Regions from separate parts of the Homo sapiens genome. Here region 1 is linked to region 2. A link is an interaction called in ENCODE POLR2A ChIA-PET data of the cell type or tissue named here. Cell type or tissue: A673. All regions are shown on one strand. Each heading gives the region's core, and the rest is flanking DNA. Links, peaks and the distances in the headings are about the cores only. Region 1 has its middle 42 kb from the start of SLC29A4. Region 2 overlaps RNF216 (ring finger protein 216).

Region 1 (10,572 bases), core at 5,044-7,543, 400 kb after region 2:
CCCCCAAGGCCTATTTCTGCAGTAAGGAAGGTGTTGGCCTAAATGGAAGAGACAGAAAATCGCCAGGTTCCCTGGGAAATGACTGTGTTCAAAATCAAACAAGCAATCTTGGTCAAAAAGACAGGGGAGCGCCTGATAGGGTCAGGCTTTGGGAGGCTGTGAGAATAGTGAGTTCAGAGTTTGCATGAGCAAAATGGTTTTACACAGTTCTGCATGGCAGATGATGGGAATTTTCTGAACAACCCAGGAGAAAATTATATTTAGATGTCATATTCTAAATACATCCTCTGGGATCCTGTGACTGTGTCTGCAAAAATGAACGAAAAATCTTTTATTTCCTTCCATTCACGGGTCCTGTCAAATATCTGTGGATCGTAAAGTGTCCCACGCTCAAGAAAACTGTGGAGTGGACCTTGAAGGGCTTCCCCACCTGTGCAGGAGGGAAGATTCGGGACAAACCGCAGGGTGGCCAGAGAGAGGAAGCACCCCACCAGGCAGGAATAGGGTGTGAAGGAACAATACAGTATGCCCTTTAAAACATACATTGGCAGGGCTTGGTGCAGTGGCTCAAGCCTGTTAATCCCAGCACTTTGGGAGGCCAAGGTAGGAGGATTGCTGGAGGCCAGGAGTGCAAGACCAACCTCAGCAACATAGGGAGATGCCCTGTCTCTAAAAAATTTTTAAAAATTAGCCGGGGGTGGTGGTGCACACCTGTAGTCCCAGCTACTCAGGAGGCAGAGGTGGAGGATTGCTGGCCCAGGAGGTTGAGGCTGCAGTGAACTATGATCATGCCACTGCATTCCAGCCTGGGTGACAACCTGGGAAGTGGAGGTTGCAGTGAGCTGAGATCGCACCATTGCTCTCCGGCCTGGGGGACAAGAGCAAAACTCCATCTCAAAAATAAATAAATAAATAAATAAATAATAATAAACAAATAAAAAATCCAATGTCTCCAATGATCAGGACCTATGATGACTCCACGGACATTAGCTCAATGGCCACATTAATGCAGGATATAGCCTGCTTGGCTTCTGCATCCATCCATCCGCAGCCACACGGCCACTTAGAGCCCAGGCTGGAATCCTGGTCTGGGACAAAGGCCAGTGATCTTTCCAACACTGCGTGCCCAGGAATCACACACGTCTACACACATGTGCACACATGCATGCAAGTGAACATGCCACCCTGGCTCCACGCCGTCCTCCATGCTTGCCAGCAGGGTGGGCATGGTCTTGCATTCAGACACCCTGCTCTGTGGTCTCCAGACTTTATTTTTATTTTTATTTATTTATTTATTTTTGAGATAGTCTTGCTCTGTTGCCAGGCTGGAGTGCAGTGGCGTGATCTTGGCTCACTGCAACCTCTGCCTCCCGGGCTCAGGCGATTCTTCTGCCTCAGCCTCCTGAGTAGCTGGGACTAATGGCACCTGCCACCACACCTAATTTTTTTTTTTTTTTTTTTTTTTTGAGACAGAGTCTTGCTCTGTCGCCCAGGTAGAGTGCAGTGGCGCAATCTCGGCTCACTGTAAGCTCCGCCTCCCAGGTTCATGCCATTCTCCTGTCTCAGCCTCCTGAGTAGCTGGGACTACAGGCGCCTGCCACCACGCCCGGCTGATTTTTTTGTATTTTTTAGTAAAGACGGGGTTTCACCGTGTTAGCCAGGATGGTCTCAATCTCCTGACCTCGTGATCTGCCCGCCTCGGCCTCCCAAAGTGCTGGGATTACAGGTGTGAGCCACTGCGCCCGGCCTGTTTCAAGCCTCTCAAGTACCTCCTGCATTCCTATCACTCAGCATGCACCCTTTCCAGGCAGCCTCTTTTGTCCAACACACAAATGTGTTGTCAGACAATGGATTCCAATTTTGGGATTGGAAAAAAAAGATTCCCATTAGTAACGCAGGGAGAACACACAATCATTGTGGGGCTACATACTAATGTGAATAAATCAGCTCCTAACAGGCTCTCTCTGTTAGAAAAGTCACCAGAAGGAAACACACAGCAGTGTTAACCCCAGGTTAGCTCTGGCACTGGCAGTTACAGGTGATCTTTCTTTTCTTTTCTTTTCTTTTCTTTTTTTTTTTTTTTTTTTTTGAGATAAAGGCTCACTCTGTCGCCCAGGCTGGAGTGCAGTGGCATGATCTCAGCTCATCACAACCTCCGCCTCCCAGGTTCAAGCGATTCTCCTGCCTCAGCCTCCCGAGTAGCTGGGATACAGGTGCCTGCCACCATGCCCGGCTAATTTTTCTATTTTTAGTAGAGATGGGATTTTGCCATCTTGTCCAGGCTGGTCTTGAACTCCTGACCTCAGATGATCCACCCACCTTGGCCTCCCAAAGTGCTGGGATTACACAGGTGTAAGCCCCTGTGCCTGGCTAGAGACTGGTTTTTGTTGTTTTGTTGTTGTTGTTGTTTTTGAGACAGGGTCTCACTCTATCCCCCAGGTTGGAATGTGGTGGTGCGATCATAGCTCACTGCAGCCTTGATCGAGACCCTGGGCTCAAGTGATCCTCCCATCTCAGCCTCCCCAGTAGCTGGGACTACAGGTGCGTGCCACTATGCCCAGCTAGGGGCAGGGACAGTTTGTGAAAAGAGCCACTTGCTGCCATGTAGGACGAGCTCTCTCTCTCCGATGACCCCATCCAAATCCTTCTGGAGGACAGGGCCTGGGGAGGGACCCGTGCTCCGAAGCCCCAAAGCCCTCTCTGATGGAAACTGCCCAGTGATGGGCACAGCTCTACGTGTCTTCATCTTTCTAGGAGCCCAGAGGTTCTTCCAGATTTGGGGTGCCTCCTTAAGAGGGACCCCCAGAACACTGACACAGTCTGACCCCTGGAGTCAGGGGGTGGGGACAGGAGCTGATCCCTTGAACTTCCTCAAAAGGAGCAGAAAGCTGAAAATAACCAGAAAAGATGCTCCCCAGAGCCTTAAGCAAAGGAGCTCGTCTGAACAAATTGCGGGTTTTTCTCCTTTGCCGGCAACACGGCAGCCACAGCCCTCAGCCCTGCCTGCGGTGCCCACCTGAAGCAAACAGAGTGACTTTGCCAACCACAGTGACGTTCTGCATTGGTGTAGGTTTCAGGACAGAATGGAGCAGCCTGGGCGCTCCCACGAAGGTCAAGAAGGACATAAATGACAGAGCTGGCCAGCGGCCAGGACGCGGGGCCCATGGTGGGTTCTGGGGCAGTGGCCAGGGACCCTCCTGGGGGCCATTTGTCAGCACCAAGGAGGCTGCAGGGACCTGACTGCGAGTCTGTCAAGAAGAGGGCCGCAGGCAGCCTGGGGCATGGTGCCATGGTCTGGGCTTGGGGGTGGATGGTGGCCAATCCCAGAACGCATCTCTGCATCTCAGAAGGGGCCCAGGGAAGCCAGGGTGGGGTGGCTGAGGGTGGGGAGCTATGCAGATCCTGGCTCTTCAGACAAGGACAGCAGGGGCCTCCCCCGGCCCTGTTCCCTCAGCCTCTGCCAGGAGCAACTGAACCCTGTCCTGCCCTGTGCCACCAGCTGGGATGAGTTACCTTGCCCAGGAGAGTCTTCTATTTGGGGAGGGGTGTTTTGTGAGCAAAGTGCCCTGAAGCCAATGGGTCACTGTGCACACCATGAGGCGTTTCTTTCATTCTAAGGTGTCACTTAGTTACGGATTTCCAGGGGACAGGTGGCCAAATTAATGACCCTGGGCTGTGAAACACTCCAATTTTCTTTCTTTCTTTCTTTCTTTCTTTCTTTCTTTCTTTCTTTCTTTCTTTCTTGCTTGCTTGCTTGCTTGCTTGCTTTCTCTCTTTCTTTCCCTTCCTTCCTTCCTTTCTTTCTTTCTCTCTCTTTCCCTTCCTTCCTTTCTTTCTTTCTCTCTCTCTTTCTTTCCCTTCCTTCCTTTCTTTCTCTCTCTTTCTTTTCCTTCCTTCCTTCCTTCCTTCCTTTCTTTCTCTCTTTCTTTCCCTTCCTTCCTTCTTTCCTTCCTTCCTTTCTTTCATTCTTTCTTTCTTTCTCTCTCTCTTTCTTTTCCTTCCTTCCTTTCTTTCTATCTTTCTCTCTCTCTCTTTCTTTCCCTCCCTCCCTCCCTCCCTCTCTCTCTCTTTCTTTCTTTCTTTCTGACAGAGTCTCACTCTGTTACCCAGGCTGGAGTGTAGGGGTGCGATCTTAACTCGCTGCAATCTCCGCTTCCTGGGTTGAAGCGATTCTCGTGCCTCAGCCTCCTGAGTAGCTGGGAGTACAGGCACGCACCACCAAGCCTGGTTAATTTTTGTATTTTTTAAAGGAGACGGGGCTTTGCCATGTTGGCCAGGCTGGCCTCGAACTCCTGGCCTCGAATGATCCACCTGCCTTGGCCTTCCAAAGTGCTGGGATTACAGGCGTGAGCCACCGTGCCCCGCCCCTAACACTCCAATTTCATAAACACCACCACAGGGAAGGAATGGTCTTAGAATGAGTAGGTGGCTGCGTGTGGTGCCTCATGACTGTATTCCCAGCACTTTGGGAAACTGAGGTAGGAGGACTGCTTGAGCCCAGGAGTTTAAGACCAGCCTGGGCAATGTACCGAGAACCTGCCTCTACAAAAAGGCATAGTAGTGGGCACCAGGAGTCCCAGCTACTTGGGAGACTGAGGTGGGAGGATCACTTGAGCCCAGGAGGTTGAGGCTGCAGTGAGCTGTGATCCCACCACTGCACTCCAGCCTGGGTGACAGAGTGAGACCCGAACTCTAAAAGAAAAAAGAAAGAATGAGGCTGGGTGCAGCGGCTCATGCCTGTAATCCCAGCACTTTGGGAGGCCGAGGCAGGCGGATCACCTAAGGTCAGGAGTTCGAGACCAGCCTGGCCAACATGGCGAAACCTCATCTCTACTAAAAGTACAAAAATTACCCAGGCGTGGTGGCACGTGCCTGTAATCCCAGATACTCGGGAGGCTGAGGCAGGAGAATCGCTTGAACCTGGGAGGCGGAGGTTGCGGTGAGCTGAGATTGTACCACTGCACTCCAGCATGGGTGACAGAGTGAAACTCCATCTCAAAAAAAAAAAAAAAAAAGGAAGGAAGGAGGGAGGGAGGGAAGGAAGGAAGGGAGGGAAAAAAAAGAGAGAAAGGACCATGTATTGCCCAGGCAGAGCCTTATGGTTTACACTCACTGCTCTCGAACCTCACTCCCTGTACCTGCTGTTATCTCCGTGGGATGCAGGGAAGCCAAGGGCCTCTCTAGCACTTTCTCCATCCTGAGGTGCTGGGCAGCTCTCTCCTCAGGCTCTCTCGGGAGCTGTCTGTGCTTGGCCACCCTCCTTCCCCGGGGACATATCAGACTACACAGTGCCTGCTTCAGAGCAGACAGCGTTTGCTGGTGCGGGGTGTGTGTGTGTGTGTGTGTGTGTGTGTGCGCACGTGTCTATGTGTGTGTGTGTTGGGAGAGCCTCTGTCTGAAGGCTGAGGTCAGGAGCTCAGAGTCAAGCCGTCTGGGGGTGATGCTCCGGTCGCCCTCTCTAGATCTGACTGGCTTTTTCTTTTTCTTTCTTTCTTTTTTTTTTGACATGCACTCTCACTCTGTCGCCCAGGCTGGAGTGCAGTGGCGCGATCTCGGCTCACTGCAACGTCCGCCTCCCAGGTTCAAGTTAGTGTTCTGCCTCGGCCTCCTGAGTAGCTGGGATTACAGGCGCCCGCTACCATGCCCAGCTAATTTTTGTATTTTTAGTAGAGACGGGGTTTCACCATGTTGGCCAGGCTGGCCTCAAACTCCTGACCTCAGGTGATCCGCCTGTCTCAGCCTCCCAAAGTGCTGGGATTACAGACGTGAGCCACCTCGCCCGGCCTGACCGGCTTTATCGATTCACCATTTTAAATGGTGATGAATCGGCTCTCCCGCGGGGGAATGGCATGATTAGGAAACAGGTCGTTGAGAGGGGAGGGGTGGCCAATAAGAAGGCAGGCGGCCAGGAGGCCGTGGGGCTACAGACAGGGGAGGGAGCTGCCGCTGGAATGGAGTCCCACTGTGGCAAGGTCACCCTCTCCCCGGAGGGAGAGGCGCCCTCCGAGACCCACATTCATCCACAGGCGGTAACGAGAACAGAGTGAAATTCCCATTGTCGGAGGAAGCCAGGTTTCTCCACGGCCTCTGTTTGCCATTTTTGCATTGGGAGTTCATTCAAACTAGCACATTGGCGAAGCTCCCGGGTGCGACCGCCCAGCCCCCAAGGACACAGTCTGACCAGGGCACCCTCCCCCACAGCTCGCCAACCCACCAGCCCCGCAGATGTCTGCACAGTTGGGAGACTTCCACCACCTAGTGGCCGTGAAGAAAACCATCCACCCTCCTCAGAGCTCGGGGTTGGGAGGAGACTCAGGCGGCTCCTGAGGTCCTGATGGTCTATCCGTCTGTGTCTCGCAGCGTTAGGGTCCAGAGAAACACAGGAAAGGCAGGGCGGGGGCGGGGAGGGGTGCAGGGGAGCTCACCTGGCCCGGCCTGCCTCCCTTGTCTACCCAGCTTGCAGGGCCTCAGCAGCTCCAGGAGTCTGACAACAGCGCTCTGGGGAGGAAAATCTTACCAAGGAAGAGTTTGTAACTGTAGCATGCTTGTAAACTAGAATATTATTATTTTTTTTTTTGGTAGAGGCTGCGGCGGGTCTCAAACTGTTGCCCAGGCTGGTCTCGAACTCCTGGCCTCAAGTGATCTTCCTGTCTCAGCCTCCTGAGTAGCTGGGCATATCAGCCCACCTGGCTAATTTTTTTTTTTTTTTTTTTTTTTTTTTTTGAGCTGGAGTCTCGCTCTGTCGCCCAGGCTGGAGTGCAGTGGCGCGATCTCGGCTCACTGCAAGCTCCGCCTCCCGGGTTCACGCCATTCTCCTGGCTCAGCCTCCCGAGTAGCTGGGACTACAGGCGCCCGCCACCACGCCCGCCTAAGTTTTTGTATTTTTAGTAGAGAGGGGGTTTTACCGTGTTAGCTGGGATGGTCTTGATCTCCTGACCTTGTGATTCTCCTGCCTCGGCCTCCAAAGTGCTGGGATTACAGGCGTGACCCACCATGCCCGGCCACACCTGGCTAATTTTTTAATTTTTCGTAAAGACGGGGGTCTTGCTCTGTTGCCCAGGCTGGTCTTCAACTCCCAGCCTCAAGCAATCCTCTCACCTCGGGCTCTCAAAGTGCTGGGATTACAGGTGTGAGCCACTGTGCCTGGCCCCTAGGATACTATTTTATATTTCTAAAGATATCTGCATTATTTATTTATTTATTTATTTATTTTTGAGACAGAGTCTCACTCTGTCGTCCAGGCTGGAGTGCGGTGGCGCCATCTCGGCTCACTGCAACCTCCGCCTCCCGGGTTCAAGCGATTCTCCTGCCTCGGCCTCCCGAGTTGCTGGGATTACAGGCACGCGCCACCACGCTCAGCCAATTTTTTTATATTTTTAGTAGAGATGGGGTTTCACCACGTTGGCCAGGCTGGTCTCGAACTCCTGACCTTGTGATCTGCCTGCCTCGGCCTACCAAAGTGCTGCGATTCCAGGCGTGAGCCACCGCGCTCAGGCAATTTTTTGTATTTTTAGTAGAGACGGGGTTTCACCATTTTGGCCAGGCTGGTCTCGAACTCCTGACCTCGTGATCCGCCCGCATCAGCCTCCCGAAGTGCTGGGATTCCAGGCGGGACCCTCTGCGCCCACCGGGTGCTTGGCTTTAAAGGTGACTTGTCCTCCCGCCCACGCCATTCCTCAGAGTCACTGCAGGACTGAATGAATGGCGAGGGCAGGCGGGCAGGAGGCTCCAGGACTTCCTTCAGAGCCCGTTTCATTTTACTTAGGGCTTCTGCTAGTTAGTACCCGTGTGCTCTGGGATGCTGGTTTAAGCAGAAAATCCCAGCTGTTATTTCCAAAGCTGGTGGCGGAGTTTAGAAGTTTCTCGACTTAACATGCACCGTGCCTCCTCACACCGAGCGCAGATCCGCGCCCTGCAGACAGAGCTGTGCGCGCCAGGGAGCCAGTTCCCCAACCCTGCCGTTCTGCGGCCCTCGGTGGACTTCGGTCCGAACTCTCCCAGGTCCCCAGGCTCAGGCACAGGCTCAGCACTAAACGCACCAGGGAAGGTCAAGAGGAGGGCGCTGAGGGGACCTCCCCGAGGGAGAGGAAAGGCAGGGAAAAGTCTTCAGATTCCCTTGAGGAAAGGTGCTTCGCCGTCGCAGGGAGCCCAAGCACATTTCTGCGCTGACCCACTAAAAAGTAATGTCGCACAGGAAGAAAAAGCCACTTCTAAAAGCAGCAACAGGGCCGGGCGCAGTGGCTCACGCCCGTAATCTCAACACTTTGGGAGGTCGAGTCGGGTGGATCACCTGAGGTCAGGAGGTTTTTTTGTTTGTTTGTTTGTTTGTTTTTTGTGACAGAGTCTTGCTCTGTCGCCCAGCCTGGAGTGCAGTGGCGTGATCTTGGCTCACTGCAACCTCCGTCTCGCAGGTTCAAGTGATTCTTCTGCCTCAGCCTCCCGAGTAGCTGGGACTACAGGGGCGCACCACCAAGCCAGGCTAATTTTTTTTTCTTTTTTAGTAGAGACGGGGTTTCACCATATTGGCCAGGCTGGTCTCGAACTCCTGACCTCAGGTGATCCGCCCACTTCAGCCTCCCAAAGTGCTGGGATTACAGGCGTGAGCCACCGCGCCCGGCCGAGGCCAGGAGTTTGAGAACAGCCTTGGAAACATGGTGGAACCTCGTCTCTACAGAAACATGCAAAATTATCCAGGCTTGGTGGTGCGCACCTGTAATCCCAGCTACTCCAGAGGCTGAGGCAGGAGAACTGCTTGAACCTGAGAGGTGGAGGTTGCAGTGACCCAAGATCATGTCATTGCACTCCAGCCTGGGCTACAGAGCGAGACTCCCATCTCAAAGAAAAAAAAAATAAAATCAGAAGCAGAAGCTGTAACAGAAACAGAAATCAGCACAGGGAATAGTGGAGTCTTGTGTGTGTCCGAGGGATGACACGATGCTCAGCGTCTGCTCAGACAGACGGTGGCTGTGAGAAGCCCTGATGGGAGAGCTGCCAGCCTGGACAGCCGGCTGTGAAGACTCCACGCCAACCAACGTCCCGCAGGCCGCACGGAGATGGGCAGGACCGAAACACACAAGGCTTGGCCTTTGATGAAAAGGAACTCCCCAAGCCAGAAGGAAGTGTGTGATGAAGCAATTCAGCTCAGAGAAGGATGTGCTTCTAGAAGAATCGCCGCATCAGCACTATGTTTAAACTCACATGCTAATCCAAACATGGACCGGCAAGAACGCAGGCGGAACAGGTCCACCGTGTCCTGGCCCACGCACAAGCGGGCCAGCTGTTCCACCAACGCAATCATTCAGCTGCGGCGACACCCGGAGGGGCTCCCCTGTGTAATGCCCCCCACCCTGGGAGAGCTGGGTTTCTTTTTGTTTTCTTTTTTCTTTTTCTTTTTTTTTTTTTTGAGACGGAGGCTCACTCTGTCGCCAGGCTGGAGTGCAGTGGGCGATCTCGGCTTACTGCAAGCTCCACCTCCCGGGTTCAGGCCATTCTCCTGCCTCAGCCTCCCGAGTAGCTGAAACTACAGGCGCCTGCAACCACGCCCGGCTACTTTTTTGTATTTTTAGTAGAGACGGGGTTTCACCGTGTTAGCCAGGACTATCTCGATCTCCTGACCTCGTGATCCACCCGCCTCGGCCTCCCAAAGTGCTGGGATTACAGGTGTGAGCCACCACGCCTGGCCGAGTTGGGTTTCTTTAAAAGATTTTAGTCAGGCTTCTGGCATTTTGCTATAATATTCTAGGTAGAATTATAGGGCAATTTGGTACAAATTAGATGTTTAAGGCTGGGCTCGGTGGCTCATGCCTGTAATCCCAGTACTTCGGGAGGCCGAGGTGGGTGGATCACGAAGTCAGGAATTCGAGACCAGTCTGACCAACGTGGTGAAACCCCGTCTCTACTAAAAGTACAAAAATTAGCCTTGCGTGGTGGTGGGCACCTGTAATCCCAGCTACTCAGGAGGCTGAGGCAGGAGAATCGCTTGAACTTGGGAGGCAGAGGTTGCAGTGAGCTGAGATCGCACCACTGCACTCCAGCCTGGGTGACAGAGTGAGACTGTCTCAAAAACAAACCAAACAAACAAAAACAAATGAGATGTTCAGCCTGTGAGTAGGCAACAAAAAAATAGAACACAGGTTTTAATTTTAAGAGAGGGGGTCTTGCTATGTGGTCCAGACTGGCCTTGCCTCAAATTGCTGGTCTCAAGCGATCCTCCTGCCTTGGCCTCCCAAGAAGCTGGGATTATAGGTGTGAGCCACCACGTCCAATTCTTTAGCGTGTTATAAAATGCTGATAGCAATGGGCTTTCAGTCAGATTTGGTGGGGGAATGTAATCAGTATGTTCACCTGAAGCTCAGGCAGGCACACACACACACACTCACAGACACACACACACACACACATGCACGCACACTGGCAGCACCAAAAACAGCTTCACCTAAAATGAAGTGTTAAGAGGAATCTATTTACATTATAACTAACTATAGAAAGAAACGATGTAGAGGTGAGGAATCAAGACAGTCTCTTCACATTCTGAACTTTAGAAAGATTTCATTTTTCTTTTTTCTTTTTTTT
Region 2 (10,572 bases), core at 1,647-4,146:
ATCCCAGCACTTTGGGAGGCTGAGGCGGGTGGATCACAAGGTCAGGAGATCGAGACCATCCTGGCTAACATGGCGAAACCCCGTCTCTACTAAAAATACAAAAAATTAGCCGGGCGTGGTGGCAGGCGCCTGTAGTCCCAGCTACTCAGGAGGTTGAGGCAGGAGAATGGCGTGAACCCAGGAGGCAGAGCTTGCAGTGAGCTGAGATCATGCCACTGCACTCCAGCCTGGGCGACAGAGCGAGACTCCGTCTCAAAAAAAAAAAAAATTAAGGCTAGGCACGGTGTCACATGCCTATAATCCTAGCACTTTGGGAAACCAAGGCGGGTGGATCACCTGAGGTCAGGAGTTCAAGACCAGCCTGACCAATATGGTGAAACCTGTCTCTAATAAAAATATAAATATTAGCCGGGCATGGTGTTGGATGCCTGTAATACCAGCTACTCAGGAGACTGAGAAAGAATTGCTTGAACCCAGGAGGCGGAGGTTGCAGTGAGCTGAGATCGTGCCACTATACTCCAGCCTGGGTGACAATGTGAGACTCTGTCTCAAAAAAAAAAATGTGGAGCCATGTGTGGTGGCTCATGGGTGTAATCCCGGCACTTTGGGTTCTCAAAAAAAAAGGAAAACAGAAGTGTGTTTCTCCTCTATGTGTAAGTACAGAGATGAACAGCCCAGGGGTGGGCTAGCAGCTCTTATCTGGGATCCAGTTGCTTCCAGCATTCTACTCTGCCACCCCTAGATCATAGCCAAGGATCACATGAGGTCATTGTCTGAAAAGGAGCTCTGGCTGATAAATCCACATTCCAAGCAGCAAAGGGGCTGCAGTGAGGCTAAAGAGCCTGCTTCCCTATCTCTTAAGGAATGTTAGGCTTCCAGAAGCTGCAACAGGTCACTTCTGCTTCAGTCCCATCAGCCAGAACTTAATGACATTCTTCCTCAACTGCAAGTGAGACGGGAAGAAGTAGCCATCACAGACCCAGCCAGAATGTCTGTGGAGGAAGATGTTATACTGAGGAGTCTCCCTATGGTCTATTCACCTCAACTCAAAAATGGACAGAGGAAGTTTAAAAAAATTATAAGTAGGGAAAAAAGCTGCTTGCTGGCCAGGTGCAGTGGCTCATGTCTGTAAGCTTTGGGAGGTCAAGGCAGGAGCATCACTTGCATCCTGGAGTTTAAGAACAGCCTGGGCAACATAGTGAGACCCCCATCTTTACAAAATATCAAAAATTAGCCAGATGTGGTGCTCACCTGTAGTCATAGCTACTTGGGAGGCTGAGGCAGGAGGATCATTTGAGCCTGGGAGGTCAAGGCTGCAGTGAGCCATGTTCTTGCCACTGCACTGTAGCCTGGGTGACAGAGCAAGACCCTGTCTCCCCCCCAAAAAAAAAAAAAAAATGCTTGCTTTTCTACCTGGCCACAATCTGTTGGAGTTGGCTAACAGCCACCCCTAATAATCAAATAAATGGAAATGAAAATAGTACCTGGCTGCTGGTAGGTAGTTTTCAGATTTGTTGGCATCTGCTACACTGTAATTGGGCATAGTGGGCAGTTACTGTGTACAGATCCGAAGATGTAGTGCGTGTACTTGATCTGGGAGTTCCTCTTAATTAGAAAAGGTTATCCGCAGGAGACAGTTGGACAAGTTCACAAAGTTCTGTCTGCAACACTGTTCACTGAGTTGTTTAAAGTTGTACAAATTTAGAAACACCATTTAAATATCCCAAAAAACAGGAGATATGTCAAATTTTATATATGCTTACATTAGAATTGTACAAAAAGTAATTCTATATATATCTACACTTTAAAACATGGAAGAAAAGAAACAGGAAGATTTTCACATCGAAAACAAACAGTATGGATTGCTGGGGTCACAGACCCAAGTTACCACAGGGGCAGGTGGTAGCAGAAATGATGTCTGGATGGAGCATCCAGACGTCTGGGTCTAGGAGGCAGGAAGGCATAGTGGGGACTGCGGCAAAGGAGAGGGTGTGGGGCCCATCCAAGGGGGCTGCTGCGCAGCCACTACAGGTTGTTGCGGGGAGGGCCTCCCAGCTGCTCGGGAGCCTGAGGCACAAGAATCACTTGAACCTGGGAAGCAGAGATTGCAGTGAGCCAAGATCGCGCCACCGCACTCCACCCAGGACAACAGAACAAGACTTGATCTTAAAGAAAAAGAAATGCGTAATTTGGCCTGGTGCAGTGGCTCATGCCTGTAATCCCAGCACTTCGAGAGCCCAAGGCGGGCAGATCTCTTGAGTCTCAGGAGTTCAAGACCAGCTTTGGAAACATGGCAAAACTCCATCTCTACAAAAAATCCCAAAGTTATCCAGGGGTGGTGGTGCGTGCACACCTGTGTTCCCAGCTCCTTCCAGGGCGATTGCTTTAGCCCGGGACGTTAGGGATGCAGTGAGCCCTGACTGCGCCACTACACTTCTGCCTGGGTGACAGAGTGAGACCATGTCTCAAAAAAAGGGAAAGAAATGTATAATCCTGAGAGCTACTCATGGTTTTGAAAAGATGTGAGTCCTCTGTGGTAACCAGGTGTTCTCTATTTCAGGAATGTTCTATCACGGAACAAGCTCCTAACTGGGTGGGAAGCTGGGATAAGAGACCCCTAAAAATCACTCAGATTACAAAGCTTATGACCCAGTGAAACCCTTAGCTAGCCTGCCCTCCTGTCACTAAGGAGATGTGTGGAAGAAAAGGAGGCTTTTTGTACATAGAAAGCCAAGCCCGAGTCATCCTTCTTTTGCTGGGTGATCGGGAGGTGCAGCCCACAGTGGGAAGTGCTCACAAGGCAGGCCGTGCCCCTGTGTGACAGACATTCCCAGGCACAGCCCTTCTGCTGACTCACCTCCTCAGCCCCCTGGCAGCTAGCACAGTGGGAGGCAACCATCTCTAGGAACTTCATGAATCTTGAAAAAATAGATTTTTTTTTTCAGCTGGAGCTATGAAGAGCTCCACAGGCAGTATTTCATCTCTAGAGACAAAGGGCAGAGTGGGAGTTAGCGTGAGGGTGGGTGTTAACAGTCTGGCCTATTCTCAGCACTTTTTTCTTTCTTCTCCTCCTCGTTCTGTGTCTTCTGCTGCCTCCTCCCGTTGCTTCCCATGCCTGGGATTGATGGTGTGGGTTTCTCATGTGCTTTTTCCTTGTTTGGGTGCCATAGCATGCACTGCCTTGTTGTTTTCTTGTTGGATCGTCATCTTCTAACCTGAGAAAGTTTCTAGATTTGCTCAAAATAAAGTTTGAAAGGAAGGTCAGGCAAATACAAATCCCTCCAATTTCCTCTGATAGCCACAGCCGGAGATTCTGTTCCGTTTGTCCCGTTCCCATCAAAACAGCGATCAGCCCCGTTTCCTTGATTCTCACCAGGAGACCGATCGAATTCCAACCCAGCATCTGTTGGGGCTTCTGAGAACACAAAGCCATTCAGAAGTTCAGTGAAACAAAGCATGCACTGTCACACAAGCCTGTTCTCTGGCTTAATTAACCAGCAGGGCCAGGAAGAATCTCTTATTTGTCAGCGAGGGAGTTGTCCCATCATGGTTTTGGAGGGAAGTTGAGTTTTCATCCTTAATGACTAGGGATTGCTTGGGAACCTGAACTACCACTCCACAGTAAGAGCTCAAGTGGTGAACAGTAACTTTCTTTCTCTGTTAGTTATCAAAATGAAGCCAAAAGCATTCAACTAAGAGTCTTATAAAGAAGGTGTCTTCTTTAGGAAGCAAAAAACCAGAAGCGAACAGTCACAGCATACCACAGTTTTCTGGATTAGGGAGCAGAGTGGAAAGCCAGCTCTTGACACATAAGTGAACAGACGTTATTTTGCAGTAGGGGAAGAGTGATCCTGGAACTTTACTGAACGTGAATATACTGACTGGTCCTTGCATGGCCACAGGAGTGGTAGCTGAGGTGGGGAGCAAATTGTGAGAGGAACAGGCACCTGGCAGTCTGGATTTGAGAGTATGGCAAAACTTAAAACAGCATGTTCTCTTTCAATACAAAACAAAGTCCGTGTTTGTCTTGGGTTTTGGCTACGAGAAACTACAGAGAATTGTTTTCTACAGTGTCTTTGTCTTTTGAATGTAAGAGTTTGAAACCTGTCCAGTTCAAATAAAACCCTAGGGCTTTTACAGCCAGTTTAATTTGGTACAATTATCGCCTAGCCATTTGGTTAAGAGACACTCATTTTTCCAAACCAGCAGTGGACTGAGCCTAACATTTATAGATGTTAATACATTCAGTTCTGTAGCAGTGCTCGAAGGCAGATGTATCATCCTGGTTTTACTTGCTTAAGACTGTGGCCAGTAAATGGTAGCCTGGGTTTCCACCCGGGTCATTTGTCCTCGGAGTATTCCCAGGCCTGCCTTCTCCCCTCAGGCCAGCGCAGCATCTCCCTGGTGGATCAGGCATGCAGAAAGTCCTGGGGACCTTTGGGACCCTGGCTTAAGCGGCAGGGGAAAGGACATGATGTTGTTGGAATTAGGGAGGAAGGCTGTGAAAGGGAGGATTGATGAGGAAACGCAGAAACCTGGTAAGGAAAGGTATTTTAGACTTTTAGGTTGGAAACTGATTTTTGGCTTCAGAATTTTTTCCTTAACCTTAAAAATTTATTCTACAAAAGAGTAAAGTGAGCCCCCAGATTGTCCCATCACCCAGCTTCCACAGCTGGCTTTGGCGTGTTATTTCTCATCACTGTCATAAATATCATTGTGTGTTAAAAAAAAAAAAAAAAAAGTGAAGTTAGTGGGGTGGGTGTGATCATTGATCTGTCATCAAAACTGACCTCGGTTTCTTCATCTTCCTCTTAATAGCCACACAGCCAACACCATGTGAGCGTGCTATGCAGTGTGATTTTTACTGCATGGGACTGGGAGGCAGTGCTTTCCTATTTTGCAGATGAGGGAGATGATGTGTAGGTCACTAGCCCAGGATCCCTAGCTTGGTGAGACCAGGATGTGAGCCCAGGTCTTCCAACCAGTGTCTGGCTCCTGCCACAAATACATGGTCGTTAGGTGCCCATAGGGTCCCTGAGCCCCATGAACCAGGTAGCCCTTGCAGAGGGGTGGGGACCTCGCCAGACTCTTTCCCCATGGATGAATGAAGCTGCAAATAGTAGAAAGGGGCCCTGGCAGTTTTGCTACCCCAGCAGTGTCCCAGACAGGGTTTCGATGTCACTGAGGGCTTTCCCAAGCAGGGCAGCACAGTCCAGTACACACGGCCTGTTGGTGCTTGTTGCTACATGTCTTCAGCAGATCCCACCAGGCCCCTGGGTGAGCACTTGACCCTGACGGGACGCAAAACATGGCCACATTCTGCCCCCATCTCCAGGTCCTTGTGGGGGAAGTGCTCCAGATAGTGGTATTTGGGTGCTGGGCTTGTCTGACCTGAGGAGGTGGCTGCAGAAGCCAGGGCCAGCCCTGAGCCCGTGAAGTCTCTGCTCCTCCCCAGCACACTGTCCTGCCTCCCTGCCCTTCCCAGCCACAGCTGCGCAGCATGTGCCACTCCAAGCTCTGCTGCTCCCTCCCCCAACTTCCTGTTGCTGGGGACAGCAAGGGGTGGGGGCTAAGGGTCTGCCGTTGCTCAGGCGATCTGTGGCTAATCTGGGAATAATTTGAAACTAAATCTTAAGCTCTTTGGAAGCCTCTCATGAAATCATTGCAAGTTTATTAACAACAGCTGTGGCCACACATGACCTGGATCCCAGCCCCAACCCACCCCCAGAATCTCAGAGGGGAAGCACCAGTCGACTTGCAATTCCCAGTCAGCTTTCTAAGGGGAGGAAAAGTGCAATGAAGAAGAAAAGCCACCCGTTCTTCCCCCATGGTCACAGGAGGCTGGCCAGCAGGCACGTGGACAGCCAGCCCTGGGGACCAGAAGTGTTGGAAAAAAAGTCTCAAAAGGACCGTAAAGGCTTTGGCAAAAATAGTTTTGTGCCAAGCGCTCAAATGGTTATTTTGGGAACAGTCAGCCTGTGGCTGCTGATTACTGTTCATATCTGATTTGTGAAAATAAATTGAATCTTTTCCCCTTTTTAATCACTCATAGTTTCTCTTTCTTCGTTTTCTCCTGTCTATACCCTGCTGCGTGGACAGAACTGTGGGGCATATTTGTGGAGGGACAAGCTAAGGGAGGATGTTTGTGTATGTTTTGTTTCTCTCTTCTTAATTAAAACCTCTCTGGTAAATTCTACCTCACTTGCCGTCTTCAAGTGCAGCACGTTTCTGGAAAGGCCGGGTGCTTGCCATCCCCACAAGCTCTTGCTGCGTCTTCCTCCCACCCACCCTACCTGCATGCAGCAGGCAGCAAGCCAGAGTCTTCTGTGTCAGGCTGAGTTCTTTCTGCGCCCTGCTGAGCTCAAAGGAATTCAAGGAAAGGAAACAAATCTCCCTCCCTGTTAAAATGCAATCCGCTTATTTCCTTGTTTTTGTTTTGTTTTGTTTTGTTTTGTTTGAGAGGGAGTCTCCCTCTGTCGCCCAGGCTGGAGTGCAGTGATGTGATCTCGGCTCACTGCAGCCTGAACCTACTGGGTTCAAGTGATTCTCCTGCCTCACCCTCCTGAGTAGCTGGGATTACAGGTGCACGCCACCAGGCCCAGCTAATTTTCGTATTTTAGTAGAGACGGGGTTTCACCGTGTTGATCAGACTGGTCTCAAACTCCTGACCTCAAATGATCCACCTGCCTAGGCCTCCCAAATTGCTGGGATTACAGGCATGAGCCACCGCACCCGGCCTTACTTCCAGCTCTTCCAGCTGGGCGCAGTGGCTCACACCTGTAAGCCCAGCACTTCGGGAGGCCAAGGCGGGTGGATCACAAGGTCAGGAGTTCGAGACCAGCCTGGCCAATATGGTGAAACCCCGTCTCTACTAAAACTACAAAAATTAGCTGGGCATGGGGCGGACGCCTGTACTCCCAGCTGCTTGGGAGGCTGAGGCAGGAGAATCACTTGAACCCGGGAGGCGGAGGTTGCAGTGAGCAGAGATCGCACCACTGCACTCCAGCCTGGGCGATAGAGCACGACTCTGTCTCAAAAAAAACAGAAAGTGCTCTTCCAGTTCCGCTGGGTGGGTGAGACTCCCGTTTCACTCTCTGCTTTGACCCTTTGTCCTTGACACTGCATTTGGGGTGCACTGCCCACTGTGGTGCCATTCGTGTGCTTCGTCATGGTACTCATTGGATCCCACTGTGATCCATAGGTACACCTTCTGGAGTAGCGATGGGGCACTGGAGGGCTTCGTTTTGTTTTTTGGAGATGGAGTTTTGCTCTTGTCGCCCAGGCTGGAATGCAGTCGCGTGATCTTGGCTCACTGCAACCTGTGCCTCCCGGGTTCAAGCGATTCTGCTGCCTCAGCCTCCCAAGTAGCTGGAATTACAGGCACCCACCACCACGCCTGGCTAATTTTTGTATTTTTAGTAGAGATGGGGTTTCGCCATGTTGGCCAGGCTGGTCTCGAACCCCTGACATCAGGTGATTGGAGGGCTAACTTCTACCCTGGCCTGACACATCATTACGCTTGTTCTTTTGAGCCCTTGCTGATCCAGGGACACCTTGGTCGCTGATCAGCATCCACTCCCTCTCACCTCAGCCTGGCCTTGCTCATCAGAAAGGAGCTGTGCTGAGAATTCATTTGAAAGTTTTCACTGGGATTAGGAGGGGCCAGAAGGAGAGCAGAGACAGAACTCATTCAGGCCAGCTGGGTCCTTCTTAAGGCCTGTGCCAGAAACCAAGGATGAGGCACAGAGACTGCAGCCCTCGAGGGGATGCACCATGGTCTGTCATGGATCTGTGGCAGCGAGTAAAGATGCAGCCAGCAGCCCCTCCTGCCCCCACTGGCCAGGGCAAATGGCATGAACAGGAACTCAGATCTCAAATAGGTTCAGGTGAACCTCTATAGACCGCTGTCCAGGGTGAGCCCAGCAACCCAGCCTGAGCCATGCAGAGTTGAGAACTGCCGGCCATCCTTGGAACCTACAAGTCCAGACCTCCTGCCCTGGCCTCAGCACACTGCCCACCTTGGTGGTCCAGCCACTCTCTGCATCTTCTGAGCCTCAGGGTCCTCTTATGAAATCCTTGCCAGCCTCCCGTGGCGTGGAGAAGGGGGTGTGAGCTAAGCAATCCGTACAAGGCAGCAGGACCTCGTGGGGGCAGAGCGTGACCTTCTACAATGGAATCTGAGTGGGCTTGACAGTGAAGTGTGGATATAAAAGCAGCCAATGGAAAAGATATCAGAATGTTCCCAGGATTGATCTCTGGTGAGGAATTACGGCTGATTTTAGCTGTGTTGTTTTGTTCAATGTTTCCCAAGATTGTTTTAATCAATATGTATAAGGAAAAGAAATAATGGCATTTTTTTTTTTATGTTGATGAGAACCAAATCCCTGAGTTTTTTGTGACGAGAAGAGGCCAGAAAGAGAAAATGTCATGGGACCCCCATGGGATTCAAGTAACTTGGTAGTGTCAGGAGAAAACATGTCAGGCAAGGAAATCTTGAAGCATTCGCTTCTGCCTTTGAGATGGACCAAAACCAGTGAGCTGAGAACAGCACCTGGTCAGAGGCCACTGGAGACCAGTGACCCAGGGAGGCACTACAGCCTCTCACCTCAGTGCTGGGCCCCCATGTGCAGCTTAGATTTCTGGCTCAAGAGATGAGGGTTATGAGCTTTCCCAAGCTCCCCACTCCCACTCTGGGCAAGAGGAATCTACTGGCTTTCATCCCAAAGGACAAGTGCCAGGGACCAGAGGCCGACAAGTGGGCTGTTTCAGGGGATGGCACATGCACTTCTGGGTAAGCTGAGCCTGAGAAAAGGAGGATTGTTCCCTAAAAATTTCCAAAACACAGCCCCTTGCTCTGCGTTTTGGCTGTTTGTTTCCTTGAGTAGAAGTGTTTTGTTTTGTTTTGTCCTGTTACGTCTTGTAAGGGGAGAAAGGAGGTTTCAGAATTCTGCTCTTCTCAGAAGGAACCCTCTTGTGTTTCTGCACTCTTTATAGAATAAAGCACACCTTAGAACAGTTGCCTCTGACACACGCTCCCAGCCCGACAGCAGTGTTCTCAGGCCCCCAGTCAGGTTTGCCAGAAGTTCCGATTCAGAAACCTGAGGGGTTATGTGGTTAACAGCTCAGGCTTTGAGACGAGATTGCCTGGGTCACAACCTCGCTGTGCCAGGGTTTCCTCATCTGCAGCGTGGCAATCAGTTCATAGTGCCTGACTCAGGGAGCTGTGGTGAAACTGAGGTCCATGTGAGGTGTGTAGACAGGGGCTGGTGCATAGTAATCTCTCAGTGCATGTTAACTACTGTTGTTGTCACTGTGCTTGGCGCTTTATAAGAGTGATCAGACCAGGTGCAGTGGCTCACACCTGTAATCCCTGCACTTTGGGAGGCGGAGGTGGGAGGATGGCTTGAGGCCAGGAGTTTGAGACCTGCCTGGACAACACAGTGAGAACTCCCCCTCCACCACCATCTCTATAAGAAAAATTAAAAATTAGCTGGGCATGGTGATACACACCTGTAGTCCCACCTACTCGGGGAGCCTAAGGTGAGAAGATCACTTGAGCCCAGGAGTTCAAGGCTGCAGTGAGCTATAATCACGCCATTTTACTCCACCCTGGGCTGAGCAAGACCCTGTCTAGAGGGAAAAAAAAAGGTACGAGATGATTGGCTTCTCACCCTAACCTGTTTTGGAAAGGAGTGGGTTCCAGGTTAGGTAGTGGGGGTAGAGCTGCATATGCACTCAAGCCAGGTCTGGAGCCCCAGAGTTGTAGTTCTTCCCGTGACGCCAGCAGCCTCTCTTGAAGAAGCCAGCACTGCTTTAAAATGAGTTCACCCTGCCATCCAGGCAGCTCTACCACCAGGGTTTCCTGTTTGTGACTCAGCCCCGAGACAGCAGGACAGTTGTGCTGTGATCCAGCTCAGCCCCTGGCTCCTCCTCATCCTCTTTCCTTCTATTTTTCCCCTCTCCCAGCAGCCTAGGTGTGTCCTAGATTTGTAGCGTGGCCTTTTTCCAAGTGTCCTCTTCACAGGATGGTGATGCTCATATGCCTGGAATGTTTCCTGAGGGACTTGACTCCAGAATGGACTCAATACCCCATCTGTCACTTATCCCAAGTCCAAGAAGTATCTTATGAGGGACTAGGCCTCATGTTTAACCTCAAAATCAATCCTAAACCCTCCCTCCCTCTTTTTTTTTTTTTTTTTTTTTTTGAGACAGAGTCTTGCTCTGTTGCCCAGGCTGGAGTGCAGTGGCACCATCTCGGCTAACTGCAGCCTCTGCCTCCCAGATTCAAGTGATTCTCCTGCCTCAGCCTCCCGAGTAGTTGAGATTACAGACGCCTGCCACTGCACCTAGCTAATTTTTGTATTTTTAGTAGAGATGAGGTTTCACCATATTGGCCAGGCCTGTCTCAAACTCCTGACGTCGTGATCCGCCCGCCTCGGCCTCCCAAAGTGCTGGGATTACAGGCGCAAGACGCCGCTTCTGGCCCCTCCCTCTTTTTAATTGTGGTGAAGCATAAGATAAAATTTGCCATTTTTAAGTTTACAATTCAGTTATCTTCACTTTTTTTTTTCT

What was found. ChIA-PET counts read pairs that join two places held together with the same protein. Peaks named below come from ENCODE experiments on the same cell type or tissue, not always from the same donor. Only the 100,000 strongest peaks of a DNase experiment are listed, where the experiment ranks them.
Region 1: POLR2A ChIA-PET joins it to region 2 with 14 read pairs; 3 of 35 experiments call an interaction of 5 or more read pairs at or near these places.

What each region holds. Positions count from the first base shown.
Region 1 is chr7:5,236,051-5,246,622 of GRCh38, reverse strand. No RefSeq gene overlaps it. Among named protein-coding and RNA genes, the nearest start is that of SLC29A4, 42 kb to the left of the region's middle. RefSeq lists enhancers at 5,548-5,637, 6,111-6,405. In A673, for the core only: a CTCF peak has its summit at 6,258 (motif pointing left); a DNase peak (open chromatin) is centred at 6,252; H3K4me3 peaks cover 1,177 bases.
Region 2 is chr7:5,629,460-5,640,031 of GRCh38, reverse strand. All of the region lies in intron 15 of RNF216 (ring finger protein 216), which reads left to right. Among named protein-coding and RNA genes, the nearest start is that of FSCN1, 42 kb to the right of the region's middle. RefSeq lists enhancers at 1-671, 4,777-5,696, 3,119-7,745. In A673, for the core only: no CTCF peak of the experiment used is centred there; DNase peaks (open chromatin) are centred at 2,901 and 3,441; H3K4me3 peaks cover 392 bases; H3K27ac peaks cover 2,500 bases.